Linked DNA regions of Homo sapiens: region 2 is linked to region 1. Evidence: read pairs that join two places in POLR2A ChIA-PET (ENCODE). Cell type or tissue: OCI-LY7. All regions are shown on one strand. Links, peaks and the distances in the headings refer to the core of each region. The heading gives the core; the rest is flanking DNA. Region 1 overlaps EVL (Enah/Vasp-like). Region 2 has its middle 7.4 kb from the start of LINC02914.

Region 1 (5,374 bases), core at 219-5,218:
GTTTATTAATCAGTGCTGAGCATCAGTGCACTGGGGTGGACAGAGCCCTGGGCCGGGAGACATTTGTCGTGGGCTCTGGTCCCAGCTCTGCCACCAATTCTTGTATGGCCTTGGCCAGGTGACGGTAAAGATAGTGGCCAGACCAAGCTTAGCCCAGTTCACAGACTCCATTCTCGCTTAGACACTTGCTCGCTTGGTGATAGGAATGGCACCTGTGAGGAAAGCAGGGCCTTGTAACAAGAGGGAAAGGTGTGCCGGGGATGGCCCAGTCTCACTGTAAAATGAGGGGACCCTCTGGAAAGAGGGAAAGGAGCCAGCCAGAAAGATGGCAGAGCAGGGAGGAGGCCTTAGAAGAACTTGGGACTCTGCCCAGCTCAGACCAGGTGGCTGTCGTTTGTTGGCCAGAAATTCCATCAAGCATCACTGAGCAAGTGCTGGATCCTTTGTCTCTGGCACCCCTGACATCTCCGGTTCTATCTTTTCAGGAGCCCCAGGGAGACTTCCCATAGAGACTAACTGGAAACTGAGCCCATCCCTTCCATCCCAGAGGAGCTGGGGGCTGGTCTCCCAGAGCCTCATAAATGTTCAGGGGTGGCCAAGAGGAAGGCCTTCTTCAGGAGGAGGGGTCAGTAGTTCCTCGCCTTGTCTGCCTGCCTTTGGCTGTATAAATTAATGCATTACCTCAGACAGGAGCCACACCGCTCCCTGCCTACCCCGCGCCCACCATACCTCGCGGAGGATGGATCGCAGAGCAGGGATTCTCCTCCGTAGGGTCTCTTAGACATTTATTTGTTTAGAGGTAGTGCATGATTTGGAAATTCAGAGAGAGGAATATAAGCCCACAATCCCGAGATAGCCACTGTGAACATTTTAGTATATTTCCTCCTTTGTCCTTTAGAGTTGTAGAAATTTGGAGCTGATGATCCTTGGTTCCACGCTTCTCACTTTATAGAAAATGGAAGTCCAGAGAGGAGAGAGACTCCCACACACCTAACTTACTGGCAGAGCTCCAGCACAGTTCACTCTGAAGGGGATTCGTACAATCCAGAACCGTCCAGGAGAGCACAGCCAAGGCGGAAAGGGACTGGAAGACAGGACGGGGACCAAGGGAGGCCTGGAGGGGAGTGCACCAGGGCTGCCAGGCCAGCACAGAGAGACGGTCTTTGTGGTCCTGACAGACCACTGGGGGCAGTCCTGGCAAGACAGATTTCACCCTTTGGGAAGAAGACTTTGCCAGTGAGAACCACCCACCCCAGCTAGGGCCTCGCACTTGAGGTCAGACCGGGTGGCTCCTAAGGCTCTCTGTACAGCCCTGAGAACCTGTCCAGCTCCTGGGATACCTCTCCCGGTGCCACGTGGATGGGCATTGAGGCAGCAAGGCCATTGGGTGCTGGCAATGTGCCACACTCCTGCCCAAGAAGGGGCTCCGCCAGGGGGCTCCGAGCCGCAGCTTCTCACACTCGCACCAGGGCTGGGCTCCCCTTCTTGCTCTCCCTGTCTCTGTGCCCCGCTTGACCCTTCTTCCTCCATGTGTCCTATCCCCCTGCAGTCTTGGTGACTCTGTGGAGGGCTTTAGAGTCCTCTCTTTTGGGGTTGAAGCCTGGCTTAACTGTTGACTGTTCAGAGGCCACAAAGATGCTACTTCAGTTTTCCAACTCTCCAGCTTTCTTACGGGTAGAGTGGAGCTCACAGCAGGATTCCTAGGACGAGGGAGGCTAAACGAGGTGGTGTCTGAGTCTCTGGCACAGGATCTAGTACGTAGTGTAATACACACTCAATAAACTTGAGTTCTCTCCTTACCCCAACTCATTGTATTTTCTAAGTGCCACTGCCACTGGTGGCCTATGGTGTGTCACTCACTGATAGCTCGTGAGGCCCAGTCCTCAGCTCAGCCACTGTTTCCTGCTCTGGGAGCTTATAAGCCATTAGACTTCTGCTATTTTCTCTAAGACTGTGTCACTCGCTCTAGGCTCGCCCAGTGGCTGGAGATGCTCAGTTTGCCTGGGGCCAGTCATCCACGTACTTAACAAATATGTATTGCATTGACTATAGGTCAAAAACTATGGTAAGTACTGGGAATACAGAGGTGAGCAAAACAGTTATGTCCATGGAGTTAAAGTCAGGCTGTTCTGTTGGCCACGCTCTTCCTCCTGCCCTTCCTGGTATGTGCAAGCATATGTCATGGATCCTGGTGAACTCGGACTCACATTCAGAGTCCCATGAGCAGGTGCTCTCCTACACCTGGGCCACGCCTGACCGCCCGAGTCTCAGCAGGCTATGAGGAAGTGGGAGGGGAGGAGTGTCACCTGCATCTGGCTCATTCTCCGTGAAGCCCATAATGCGTGCCCAGATTTTCCCTCTTCTGTGCTCTCCCTACCCCTTTCCACTACACTAGGACAGCTTTCTTGAAGATGGCAGTACCTTGCTTTGGAATCCTTTGTCAAATCCTTATGTCAGAGAGAGATGCTATAAAAGCCTTTTGAAAAGGTACAATACAAGGACCATGTATAAGCTCATCTCCTCCTTGGAGCAGCCTGTGAAGGGCACATGGCAATTCTTCATGTCCCTGCTTGCAGAATAGCAGCAAAGGGGAGTGACCGCCAAACGCCTGTAGTGTGTCCCAGGTAGAGATGCTGCCAGACGGGAGCCCGCCTCTTGCAGTGCTCACTCTCCCCAGTGAGAAGGGACTCGGACCTCCTGGCCCCACTCCCCATCAGTCATATAGACTCTGCCCTGAGTCTGTCAGCTCCTGTCCCCTGTGGCTGGCCCCCTCACCCCACCTCACCACCCCTCCCTTTCAGGAGGGCTCATGGCTGAGTCTGGCCCAGCCTTCCCTCCCCTCTTGTGTGTTTCTCCCCAGCTCATGGCTCCTAAGAGTAAAAGGGCTCCTCTGACTCACCACTGTGTTTGGGAGGAGTGGGTGTTTGATGGAACTTAGACTCGAAGCTGGAAAGTGGGCCTCCAAGACAGCAAGAAGTCAGCTCCTTCCCAAGAATCATCACAGTCCAGCGGGCCCTGGAGCAGGCCAGCCTGGACTTGAGCCTTGGCTGGGTCTCAGCCTCTGTCCTCCTGCAGCTCTTTGTGTTCAGAGAAGAGGTCAGCCAGGGAACCTATGGCCCGTCCTGCTACCAGTGGTGAGCCCTGCCACCAAGGGCTGGACCCACATGACACCATGAATGCCCAGCCACCCTGCTCTTGTTTGATGTTGGACCTGAAATTTCCCTTTCTCTTTTTCATTTGTCTGTGGCATGATGGGTTCTTTTATTTTTCCTTTTTTAATTTTTGAATTTCTTCTCATGCTTGTTTCCTATCTCATCCTCTTTATTTTGACTTGACAAAATTTGTCTGAGATGAATGAGAAGAGGGTGAGAGTTTTCTTAGTTGGAGTCCCAGGTGAATGGGCCAGGCCCCTGCCTCGGCAAAATCAGCTCCCAGACTCAACAAGCTTGGGACACTGGGGCCAGCGTCACAAACCCTGTGGCTCTGGGCAAGTCCCCTCACCCCTGAGAACCACCACCACTCATCCCGTATACTTCAGGGGGCCGTGGTGGAACCAGCTGGGCAGTGAGTGCACGCAGCCTGTGGAGAAGAAAGCGCTCCACCGAGGGGACCACACCAGCAAGGCTTGGGGGGCAGAGGGCCACTTAAGCCAGCACATAGGCAGGTTCCCGTCCAACTCAGCAGAAAGATCAACAGTGTGCTTTCAACAGTAATGCGAACAAATATTTCCAGCACTTTATGGATTACCATGTGGTTTTTACTCCTAGAGTTTGTTTATTCCTCACCGCAGCTTGGTGAGGTACCACTGTTAGCGTTAGTGTATTAGGACTCCCATTTTACAGATGAGGGCACAGCAGCTTGCCTAGGGGTGCATGACTAGGCAGATGTGAGGCAGAACTTAGGCCAGGTCCTCTCGTGCCCACTGCCTGCCCAGGTTAGTACCTCATGGGAACAAGACAATTAAGATGTGATCCGCAGACCATCGTTGCCATACATTCACTGTACAAAGGAGGGCACCTCATGGCCACAGAAGGTGACTCTGCGCTCTGCCACTGTGTGCAGAGCCACAGGGTCCTCTAGCAGAAAGGCATCTGAAACTCACAGCCCTGAGAAAAAGGCTGGGTCAGCAGCTCTGTGACTTTAGTTTGTCCCTAAGGCCTCTGGTCAGCAGAGGGTACCTGGTGCTGGCAGGGCATCGTTACACTGCTGCATCCTCTCTGGACAAGCATGAACTTGGGGGACCCCTTCTAATCCCTATATCTCCGTGGCTCACCTCCTAGGTTTTTCTTTTCACTCAAGTCAGTTCAGCATGACTCCTTCACCTGAACTTTTCCCCAAGGGTGAGTGAGCTTGAGCCCCCTCTCCCCTTCCTGACTTAGTTCAGTGGAATATGAACTAAGTGTCTGATGCGAGCCAGGCTATGAGCGTGGAGTGCGGAGTGAGACGTGCTCTCTGCCTGCAAGAAGCCCAGGGTCTAGTACAGAAAAGAAGGCAGCTCCCAAATTACTGGAATATGGGTGAGAAAGCTGTCAGTTTTTAAGAGAGGCGCATGGGCACCGGTTGGTGAGAAGGAGCATGAGGACCTGGGGAGGGCTTCATGGAAGAGGTGACCACTGAGCTGGGCCTGGAAGCCTTGCTTGGTGGAGACGGCAGGAAAAGGTGACCCACATGGGTTGAGTAGCGCACAAAACACAGAGAGACAGGAAGCATGGTGGGGCCGGGCCCAGTGTCCAGGTGCAGGAGGTCAGCTATGGAGGACTGTCGGGGAGGCGCAGCCACAAGGTGGCCTGGGGCCTAGGCTGAAACCTTGAATCTTATTCAATGGAGCCTGGACCCAACCCTGTGCAGGTCATGTCTGTGTTTCCCAGACATCACTTAGGCCACACTGTCAGAATGAGAGAGAGTGGAGGTGAGGGTCCAAGAGAGAGACGCCAAGGCTGCCAGGTGGCAGCAGAGAAGCAGGGTGTTTTGTGGGGCAGCCGACACAGCACCAACAAGACTCCGTTACCTAACGAGCCGTGGGAGGCAGAGAGGGAAGAGCTGGGACTCCCACCATCCCCATCGCCCTGACTCCTGTGGAATCCAAGCTCAGCTCGGGCGACGAGAGGTGGCTCCAAGGTGCTCATCTGCAGCACGGGACAGGTGCCACATCCTCCGCCTTGGCTTCTGCCTGCATCACGCAGGGAAGTCATGTGTAGTGCCTCACCACTAGACACGAGGGAGTCTGATTACTAGCAGCCAGGAGCCTTCCTTAGCTACTCCTCCCACTGAACAAGCACCTGCCAAGGGGCTGCTGCTTGGAGCTTCCCAAGGGCCACCAGCAGTCTGCAGCAATGACCTTCCCTGTCCCTCCCCCCGACTGCCACGGGGAAGC
Region 2 (5,374 bases), core at 126-5,125, 1.4 Mb before region 1:
CCTCTGTCCCCTGTGGTTTGTGACTCTGCAGAGGATACCCATCCATCATGGCTCAGGATAGAAAGTCGGGCCTTTCTTCTGTCTCCTGCATTCCTAGCATCCTAAAGATTTTATCTCTACACTTTTCTTAACTCTAGTCCTTTCCCACTCCACTCCAACTACTGTTCACTCTCTTATCACCTCCCAGCGGCTCTTTTAAAAAAATAAATTTAAGGGGTGCAGGTGCAGTTTTGTTACATGGATATATTGCATGGTGGTGAAGTCCAAATTTTTAGGGTGTTCATTACCCTAATGTACAGTAATGTACATTGTGCCCATTAAGTAATATCTCATCCCCTATCCTCCTCCCCCATGCCACCTTCTGAGTCTCCAATGTCTATCCTTCTACACTCCATGTGTACACATTATTTAGCTCCCACTTTTAAGTGAGAACCTGCAGTATTTGACTTTCTGTTTCTAAGTTGTGTCACTTAGGATAGTGGCCTCCAGTTCCACCCATGTTGCTGATATGATTTCTTTCTTTTTAATAGCTGTATAGTATTCTATTGAATACACGCATACACACACACACACACCCCCCCCACACACATATATATATACCACATTTTCTTTATCCAGTCATCCATTTATGGATACTTAGGTCGATTCTATGAGATACCTGCCCTTGTATGGTTATTGCACCACTATTCACAATAGCAAAGATGTAGAATCAATCCTAGCAGTTCTTTTATTCTCCAATAAAGTCCTCTCAAACTCACTCTTCCTGAGATATGTATTTTCAATGCACATCTGATTCTATGGCCCTTTCTCCCTGCTTAGAGCTCTGCTAGGGTCACCCTGCACCAGTCCCATTCCTTAGCAAAATTTAGAAAGTCCTTCCCCACTTTGACCATGCCTTTCTCTGTGTCCTTGTCTCTTTCAACTTCAGCAACACCGAACAGCTTTCATCCCTCAGCTCAGACTGTACACCAGGCAGACTCGCACCTTTACCTCCTTAATTCATTCATGTCCTTGATGACTCATATCAGGTTTCAGCTCCTTCAGAGACTGCAGATTCCTCAAACCCCATCCCCATTCCAGGGGTTGGGGGCAGTCCCATTTCCCCATGGCTACAGCTTCCCTGGCTCTGCACTTCACTTTTGCACTCACCAAGTCTTGCATAAAATATCAGTTGGGTTTCTCTATCACCCATTGGACTGTGGACCCTTTGGGCTCAATCTCTGTCTACCCCAGCACCAACTTCAGTTCATGGTACTGTCAGTGTTGAAAAAGTGTCCAATAAATAAATAATTAATTAATTTTCTCCCTCAACAACAAACTGCACTCATAGCTCCACAGTCTTACAACTGGAGGAAAACTTCCCCCACCCCCACTTCACAGATGTAGAAACTGAGACCCAGAGAGGGGAAAGCTGTGTAGTGCCAAGCCAAGCCTGCATGAGCCCAGGACCCCAACACTGGTGCAGAACGCCTCTCCTAGCAACAGCACTCCTTTCCCTCCCGCTCTTCTCTGTTGATACTCACCCCGTCCAACCGGAAGTAGTGCTCATAAAACCCTAGCTTACTCTCAATCAGCTTCATTTGTACCAAGAATCGACCTCAGATAAAAGCAGAAACTTGGCTTATTGAGCTTGAAACTACAGTCAGAAAATGTCTACAGCTTTTTGAGACCCTTGCTGTCAGTGACTTCCAGAAGCCAGGACGTTAATTTGAAGCCCACTCAACTCTAAAACCTCATTCCACCCATTCTTATCAAATTCCAATTCTGTTACCTATGGGGGCAGAATTTGACTTACCCACTAGACTATAGGATCCTGGGGATCCCGTTTATCTACCTATCACCACCCCCCTACCTCGAGGCAAAAACCAAGCATACAGTAGGTACTCAGGAAATAGTGGATGAAAGAATTTAGTTCTGACCCTAAGAACAGAGGCAGATTAATGCCTCTAGCAGGCAGGAAGCACCAACCATGCAGCGCTTGGGTGCCTGCCACTGGCTAAGCCTTTAAATTCCATCTCATTTACTCCTCACCATCATCACAGGAAGGAGTCGCTGTTCCCATTTTAGAACTACAGAGACTGAGGCTGAAGGAGGCTGTGTAACCTGCCTAAGACCACCCAGCCATGATCATCAGAGAAAGAATTCAAGCTGAGATCTACTTGACCCCAAACCCTAAATTCTTACCCACCATGTGCTGATATAGTTACAGGTAAACCTGTGCTCCCTTTGCCCACGATTTGTCATTTCCAGGTGTCTCCTGGAGGAATGAGACCACATCATATTCAACCTCATGAGCTTATTTCTGTCAATCTGTGATTTAAAAAAATAAACCAAAAAACCCTGGAAGACAAGAAAGAGACATACCTGAAGCCAATGTGTGAGTTACCCAAGAGGGCAAGGGAGTTGAAGCCCAGGGATGGTGGCTGCAGAGATTTGGATTCCACTTGATTAAGACAAGTTCTTTTTCTCTTATTCTGTTTTTTTTTTTTTCCTTTTGTCGTGGCTGCACTATTGGCTTGTGCTGTCTAAAGAGAAAATAGTTAATTGGTTTATTTAGCCAACTATAGATGTATTCAGTATTATTCTTCATCGTGTGAATTATATTAAATAGTTTATTTACCCCCATGCAATCCATTCAGTTCATTTAATTTAATTTCATAGTTATAATATGGGGAACAAACTAACTAGATTTTTCCCTTTGGGATGGAAATGGGCAAATATTTTGGTTCTGAATTAACAAGCAGCAAAGCTGATATTTATAATAAATCATCCATTGTTAGCCATCCTGATAATTATTCTGTGAATGGTCTAAAACAGACATGGGCATGTAATAGACACATTGTTGGCTTTTACTGCAGTTTAGTTCTTTGTGTTAATGAACAATCTAAACTGAAAACTCAGAGATGATTCCAGAGCAAATAGGTTTGTTTCACAGACATGAATTGAACACCTACTCTGCTCCTGGCAAGGTGAAACAGCCACAAACACATCACACCAACCCCTGCTGAAAACGTGTCTGCGTTTCCTGTCTCCAACAGGAAGATGTCCCAGTCCCTGCAGGACCTCCCCTGACTTGGCCCCACTGGCTTCTCACTCTCAACTCCTCCCCCTTCCTTCCTGCTCCCCACTTGCCCCCAACTTGCTATAAGCTTTTGCAATGCTAAACCACGTGTAGTTGCATAAACATGCCAAGCAGCACAGTGATTATAGGTCTTTGCCTCCTCTGTCCCCTCTCCCTCCTTCTTCCAGCTCTCCCTGGTGAACTCTGACTCATTATTCAAGACTCAGTTTACTTTGCACCCCCTTCTGGGCAGGCTGCCCTAAAACATCACTGGTAGAGTTGATACCATCCTCCGTCGTGGGGTCCATTAAGTATGGCAAGCATCACACCCTAATGCAAGTGGCCTTATTGCCCACGCTAAGTGTGTGGCTTTGGCCATCCCCAGATCAGGGAATGAGCCTTCCCCTACCTCATACTCGCTCGCTCGCCTGCAACTCTCACATCCCTGAAATTGGGCTGATAATAATACCTTCCTCGTAGAGTTGTTTGTTTTGAGGATTAATTGAGGTTACAGTGTGTGAAGGACTAAATGGCAATGTGTGTAATAGTAAACCTCCAATAAATATTAATTATCACTATCTGTTTATATATCACACTGAGTTATGAATTGCTGGAGAATCAAGACTTTGTCCTTTTTTTAATCTCGGGATTCCCAGTGAATAGCACAATGCTTTGAAGATATTTTTTTCTTCCATAAATGCATATTTCATGATTTATGAAGAAGGTTAGAGAATTTCAGATGACAAATAAGGTGCAGCTGGTCAATGGAAAAGGGGAGGAGAAAAGGAAGAAAAGCTTTGTTATTTGAGGAGCACCAAAAATTGCAGAAAAGAGCTCCTTGACTTTTGGTAGATTCTGGAACCTGTCGGAGAGGACTGGCCAGGAATTAGGAAAATGGGTTGATTAGGGGAGCATAGGGAAAGCCTGCTGCCTGCAACTTATATCAGTCAGGAAGCTTTTGAGCAGACGTGCAAATTCCCACTGGAAAAAAAGTGCAAATCCCTGGAGTTACACAGTCTTTTAATCCCTCATCGTCTAATACTCTCCTGAGCAGTCCTTTTCAGGAAAAGGAGCAGACTCCTAAGACAGAGTCTAGGAGATGTTTTCTTTGAATGAGGGGAGCAGATCCAGAAAGAAAGGAAATTCAAAGCCTGATAGCTCTGTGTCTGCATCTCAGCTCTGTCTGTTACAAGGTGTGTCATCTGGGGCTGTTCACCACCTTCCCTGGGCTAATCCCTCACCTGTGAAATGGGGAGGGCAGCAGGAATGTGAAGGTGAGGAGGAGTGGATGGTGGGAAAGAGTCCTGGAGGGAAGAAGAGAATAAGCAGAAATGGCCGGGGTAGGGGGTGTGGTTCTTCCACCCTGGCCCTGCACACACAGTGCTGCGATACTGGCTCTCCAGGCATCACGCTTAGAGCTGCATATCAATTAGTCACAGGCCTTAAAGCTGAATGTAATTAATTCTATAATGCACTGCTGTTCCTGCTACATTCCAGTAAAATCACATCATGAAATTGGGGCATGATGAAGGATTTCTCACAAAGGGAAGGCAAATCTGAGTCAACCCTCCATACGTCCTTCATGTCAGGGTGGGATCCAGGACTGTCGAGCCAAGTGCCGGCCTGTGGGTGTCCTGCTGTGTGCACGAGAAAACAGGGCATCCTTAGCCACATCCCCACACCCCACTGTTCCCAGAGAATGCACACAGGGCAGAGGAAAAAAAATGGTAAGAGGCCAATGAGTGCCTAACAACTTGTCCCATTCCTCCTCAAAGTCCCATCCAATTATTTTTGCCTGCAGATATTGGGAAATATAATTTTAATAACTTTGTTATTGTGATAAAATATGCATAGTAGAAATTTACCATTTTAGTTATATTTAAATGTACAGTTCAGTGGCATTAAGTATATTCACAATGTTGTACAACCATCACTGTTACCCATCTCCAGAACTTTTTTACCATCCCAAACTGAAACTCCATGCCCATGAAATACTAAGTCCCACTGTCCCCCTTCCCCAGGCCCTGGGGACCACTATTCTACTTTCTGGTTCTATTAATTTGACTACACTAGGTACTGCATATAAGTAGAATCATACAGTGTTTGCCCTCTTGTACCTGGCTTATTTCACTTGGCTTGATGTCCTGAAGTTTCATTCATGTTGTAATGTGTGTCAGAATTCCCTTACTTTTTAAAGGCTGAATAATATTCCATTGAATTAATACACCACATTCTGTTTATTCTTTCTTCTATAGACAAATATTTAGGTTGTTTCTACATTTGGGCTACTGTGAATAATGATTCTATGAACAC

The links. ChIA-PET counts read pairs that join two places held together with the same protein. Peaks named below come from ENCODE experiments on the same cell type or tissue, not always from the same donor. Only the 100,000 strongest peaks of a DNase experiment are listed, where the experiment ranks them.
Region 2: POLR2A ChIA-PET joins it to region 1 with 5 read pairs; 1 of 35 experiments calls an interaction of 5 or more read pairs at or near these places.

The regions. Positions count from the first base shown.
Region 1 is chr14:100,115,935-100,121,308 of GRCh38, forward strand. The region is part of intron 3 of EVL (Enah/Vasp-like); the gene reads left to right. Among named protein-coding and RNA genes, the nearest start is that of MIR342, 9.0 kb to the left of the region's middle. In OCI-LY7, for the core only: no CTCF peak of the experiment used is centred there; DNase peaks (open chromatin) are centred at 1,917 and 2,247; H3K27ac peaks cover 695 bases.
Region 2 is chr14:98,701,572-98,706,945 of GRCh38, forward strand. No RefSeq gene overlaps it. Among named protein-coding and RNA genes, the nearest start is that of LINC02914, 7.4 kb to the right of the region's middle. In OCI-LY7, for the core only: no CTCF peak of the experiment used is centred there; a DNase peak (open chromatin) is centred at 3,070.